Linked DNA regions of Homo sapiens: region 2 is linked to region 1. A link is a loop called in an ENCODE intact Hi-C map of the cell type or tissue named here. Cell type or tissue: endothelial cell of umbilical vein. All regions are shown on one strand. Region 1 overlaps LINC01290 (long intergenic non-protein coding RNA 1290). Region 2 overlaps CIITA (class II major histocompatibility complex transactivator).

Evidence for each region. A loop is a pair of places that touch in the nucleus more often than their neighbours do. Peaks named below come from ENCODE experiments on the same cell type or tissue, not always from the same donor. Only the 100,000 strongest peaks of a DNase experiment are listed, where the experiment ranks them.
Region 2: it touches region 1 in a loop (19-fold over the local background); 80 of 110 quality-filtered maps call a loop at or near these places.

The regions. Positions count from the first base shown.
Region 1 is chr16:10,513,480-10,515,979 of GRCh38, forward strand. It overlaps LINC01290 (long intergenic non-protein coding RNA 1290), which reads right to left. Exons shown (of 2, transcript NR_149081.1): 2 at 1,363-1,753. Among named protein-coding and RNA genes, the nearest start is that of LINC01290, 13 kb to the right of the region's middle. In endothelial cell of umbilical vein, a CTCF peak has its summit at 1,306 (motif pointing right); a DNase peak (open chromatin) is centred at 1,302.
Region 2 is chr16:10,917,752-10,920,251 of GRCh38, forward strand. It overlaps CIITA (class II major histocompatibility complex transactivator), which reads left to right. Exons shown (of 20, transcript NM_000246.4): 16 at 689-775. Among named protein-coding and RNA genes, the nearest start is that of DEXI, 23 kb to the right of the region's middle. In endothelial cell of umbilical vein, a CTCF peak has its summit at 1,191 (motif pointing left); a DNase peak (open chromatin) is centred at 1,190; H3K4me3 peaks cover 288 bases.

The sequences.
Region 1 (2,500 bases):
CTGTGATCACTGGGGCAAGGACACACCTGGACATTCTTTTTTCTTACTCTGATGGAGGTAAATGCTGTCTGATCTATGAAAACAATCTTTCTACACCCAAGATTAAATAAAACTGTTTCTAACCCAGTTATGATTCTCTGGATTTGTGGGAACAGAATATCATAAATGCCATTGAAGAAGCTGGGATTGACTGGATTTAGCCAAGACAACACAAAAGCCAGATGGTATTTGATTTTTGCAACACAGAGGTTTAACTATTCAGATTCAGGAAAGTATTGAGCTTCCACGGGGAATTCCTAATGAGCTGAATAATCTGCAGGATTGATGTTCCAGATGCCTCTGAAGGGAGGACATGGGTCAGCACAGGAGACTCCCTAATCACAGCCAATGATCAATTCAAACTCATCTGACCACTATCGCAACAACGCATGATGGTAATTCTTTAGGATCATGGGGCATTCTCTGGACTACCCACAAATTACCCTAATCATCAATCCGCAGCTTGAAATCATTTCCCACTGGGCTAATTCTACTTATCTACCCCTTATCTCCTTACGAAAAAAAAAAAAATGTCCCATGAGCCAGGGACACTCACCTACCACTTGCTTGCAAATTGGGACCCATGAGTAGCAAGCAGAGAGATATTTGGGATAGTTAAGTAGTAGGATTGGAGGTCTTCTTTCAGGCTACTGGGTTCTGTATAAATCTAATCTGGTACAGCTATGGGCAGGAGTTATTTCTTGCAGCAAGATAGAGGCCAAACTTGGGTAGGTTGATTGTAACCCAAGACACAGAAGAAATTATTAGCAGTTGAACTAAGAGGTTTACCATATGGTAAAGGTTTGGAACATGCCACTCAGGCAACCCAAAACTCTGTTTTCACCTATTTGTTAAATTTTCATTCATCAGGGAACTATCGACCAATATGCCAGACAGTGTACCAGGCACTATCATGAATAGCAAGACCAGACAGAATCCCTGCCTTCTTGCAGCTGACCTTGTAGTGGGGGACACAGGAGGTTAACAAGTGAAAAGTACACACACGAGATTTCCAGAGAGCAGTGTCATACAGTTCACAAGGACACGGGCAAGGAGACATGAACTTTTATCTGGCCAAACCAGGTTGCTTTCATTTATAAAGGCCTTAATTGGAAACAGAAAGGTACAGATCCCAGGTCAAGGGGAAGGAAATAAGACCCAACTGCTGCTGGGGCTGGAATGTTTGTGTGTTCAACCTAGATTCAACAACCCGAATTTCACCCCTAAAAGACCTGAACAAACAATTTGGATAAATGCCCACCAGGTGGCAGGAGTGCCTCTTCCCTTCATTTCTGCAATTGAAATTAAACATGCACCTTATCCTTTAAAAAAAAAAAAAACCGTTTTGTTTTCATAAGCTATTTTTATCCTTTTCAATGTTGAAACCAGTTGATTTCACAATACTACTAAATAACATACTTAAAATACAGTGCCAATGTAGCAAGTCTCTAAGCTAGTATCTAGGTAAAATATGGCCCTTACCTTCCAGGCCTCCACGTTGATCTCAGTTGCTTTTGATTCTTAACTTGATTCACCAATCTTACCTGGAATTGCCTTACAAGTCAGTCAGCTTCTTTAAACTCAGAGTCCAGAGCTCTTCCTTGGCTGTGTTCTTAATTCCAGAGCTTCAGTTCTGCTTAGAGCCCAACATCCTTGCTGGCGGATTTTCTCATCAAGCAAAATGTTCCCTACTCTTTTCCGTCGTGCGTTCATCCTTTTATAAAATTGGAATTGAATGACGTCAATTAAAATAAATTAGTTTAAGCTGAAAATCCAACACAAGTGAAAAGTGTTCAAATCTCAATGAAACCATAGAAGCCATGCAGTCTATGTAGTCAACGATAACAAAGCTTATCTGATGGACTAAGTTGAATGTGGCCAAATAAATCACATAGGAAACCTCAACTCTTTTCTGCTCCCTTTGAAAATATAAAACAGGACGAAGGTTTCCAGAGCATTGCAGCAGGATGCAGTCATGGAATAAGAGAGAAAATCTTCAGCCAGGTGTGGTGGCTCACACCTGTAATCCCAGCCTTTGAAAGGCGGAGGCGGGAGGATCACTTGAGGTCAGGAGTTTGAGACCAGCCTGGCCAACATGGTGAAACCCCGTCTCTCCTAAAAATACAAAAAAAAAATTAGCCGGGCGTGGTGATATGCACCTGTAGTCCCAGCTACTAGGGAGGCTGAGGCACAAGAATCGTTTGAACCCAGGAGGCAGAGGTTGCAGTGAGCCGAGGTTGTGCCACTGTACTCCAGCCTGGGTGACAGAGTGAGACTCCATCTCAAAAAAAAAAAAAAAAAGGAGAGAAAACCTTCAGAAAACTCAGAGTTGCTGAGAGCACCAGAACTTAATCAGGAGAGGGGCTGGGGGAAGCACATGGGGTAACCCCCAGAATCTTGCTCTGGGCTAGAGAAGGCTCAACACACAGCAAGGAGAATATCAGAGAAGAGGCTGAAGGGG
Region 2 (2,500 bases), 400 kb after region 1:
TTACCGGCATGAGCCACCACGCCCAGTTCAACATGATTTTTTACTGAACCTAGAGGATATCAAAATCTTCCCACACTCCCCCTCACAACCAAGGTCTTAGGATGGCCAAATAATTTACCGGAATTTACTTAGCAATTTCCTTAATTGTAGGACTGTGGGACTTCTCCAGTAATTTCTAGTGTCCTAGGTAACACTGTAAGCTAGATTTCTTCTCCTTAGTCCTTCCGTCCCCCTCTTTCTTACCCGCCACCCCACTTAAGTATTTATTGAGCACCTACTATGTGCCTGGCAGTGCTCTAGGCACAGGGATACAGTAATGAGCAAAACAGACACAGCCCTGCTCCATGTGAAGCCCACAACCCGGCAGAAAGGATTACACAGCCATTAAACAAATAATGCCAACACTTATTTCATTATAGTGCTGAAAAGTGGCGCAGAGGGAAAAGAGGGGATGTTGTAAAGTCATGGGACAGGTGGGGGCAGGAGGGTGCACTCTCCCTCCCATCCACCTCCTCATCCCTGCCCTCCCACTTGGCCACAGGACCTAACAGTATCCTCCTATTTACCGAGAGGTAGCTTAAGTCTGTCGACAGCGCCATTCACAGCCTATGACCCAGAACTCTCCTTGAGGTCAAAGTGAGGCATGCAAGTTTGGTCCTGAGCCCTCCCCCTCACTGTGTCCCCGCAGTCTGTCCCAGAACAACATCACTGACCTGGGTGCCTACAAACTCGCCGAGGCCCTGCCTTCGCTCGCTGCATCCCTGCTCAGGCTAAGGTGAGTGGGGCCCCGGATACCGGTCAGGTGCTGAGCTGGGGGGCTGCAGAGCGCAGGGAACCCACATCGTGCTGGCTGCAGGGGACACTGAGACCCTAGAAGCAATCACCACAGCCCTGAACAAAAGGATTAGCGGGACGTGGTGAAAGAAACTCTGAGCAAGTCAGTTATTCATTCCTAGCCGCTGTTTTCTTACCTGGAAAATGGGAACCATCCTAATGGTCTATGTAAGCACTTGTCACAATGCCAGGTTCTGTTATGCAATAAATATTGCTCCTTTTCCCCCAGGGATGGCGGGACCAGGCTTTTTCCGGAACCTAGGGGTGGTGGCTTCTGGAAGGCTAACCACGTACGTCAGCTTTTGCCGGCCTTGTCACTTACATGCCGGTCAGTGTTTCACTGCCACCTTCTGGTAGGCCTTGGCATAGCACCTCTTGCTTTTGAGTGACTTCCATCCAGGCCCTGGTGTGGTCCCAGAGGTAATGAGCGGACTGAGCTTGGACCAGAGCCCCAGTCATCCAACTCAGCATTACCAGCTCTTCTTACTCGCCAGACTGAGAGAAACTGCTCTCCTCTTCGCCAGAGCTCTTCACTTACTGAGGACAACCAGAGTCAGATTCCCAGGAAAGATGGCATTTGGTCCCTTATTATTTATTTATTTTTAATTTTTTTAATTTCTGTTTTTGAGATGGAGTCTCGCTCTGTCACCCAGGCTGGAGTGAAGTGGTGTGATCTCAGCTCACTGCAACTTCTGCCCCCCCCCAGGTTCAAGCTATTCGCCTGCCTCAGTGCTCCGAGTAGCTGGGATTATAGGCGCCCACCACCACGTCCAGCTAGTTTTTATATTTTTAGTAGAGACAGGGTTTCGCCATGTTGGCCAGGCTGGTCTCAAACTCCTGATCTCAGGTGATCCACCTGCCTCGGCCTCCCAAAGTGAGTACTAGGATTACAGGCGTGAGCCACCATGCCCGGCCAACTTATTTATTTATTTATTTATTTATTTATTTGGAGATGGGGTCTCACCCAGGTTGTAGTGCAGGGGTGCAATGATGGCTCACTACAGCCTCGACTACCTGGACTGAAGCGAACCTCCCACCTCAGCCTTCCAAGTAGCTGGGTCCTATACCCTCCTGAGCCTTGTTAATTTCTTCCCAGCATGATCACTGTTTTACAATATTTTATTTATGTAGGTGCTTACTTCTTGCTATGCAAAGAAACTCAGAAGCAAAAATAGAATCTGTCTGGTTCATAATTGTGCTAAAAACTAGAGATACAAGTATGAACTAGACAGATGTCGTTCTTGCTTTTGAGTTTCTTTGCGTAGTAGGAATTAGGCACATACATAAATAAAATATTGTAAAACAGTGATTCATGCTGGGAAGGAAACTAACAAGCCCCAGGAGGGTACAGGACTTCTGGGGAGATGATTCTTCCGTGGGAAGCTCTAGGGGAAAAGGACTCTAGGAAGAAAGAACAGCAGGTGCAAAGGCCCTAAGTGGGAAAAGGGGCTGTGTTTTAAGGGTCAGAAGGGCCACTGTGGCTGTGTGTAGTGAATGAGGGACAGAGGCTGGGCAATGGTGGAAGTAGGGGAGGTCAGGGGAATCCAGATCACACAGGGAGGCCCTTGTGGGTCACAAGAGGTATTTGCAGTTTTTCAGTGTGAATGGAAAAGTAGGTGGGCCTGGGAAGGCGACACTTGATCTGATTTACACTTTTCTTTTTTCT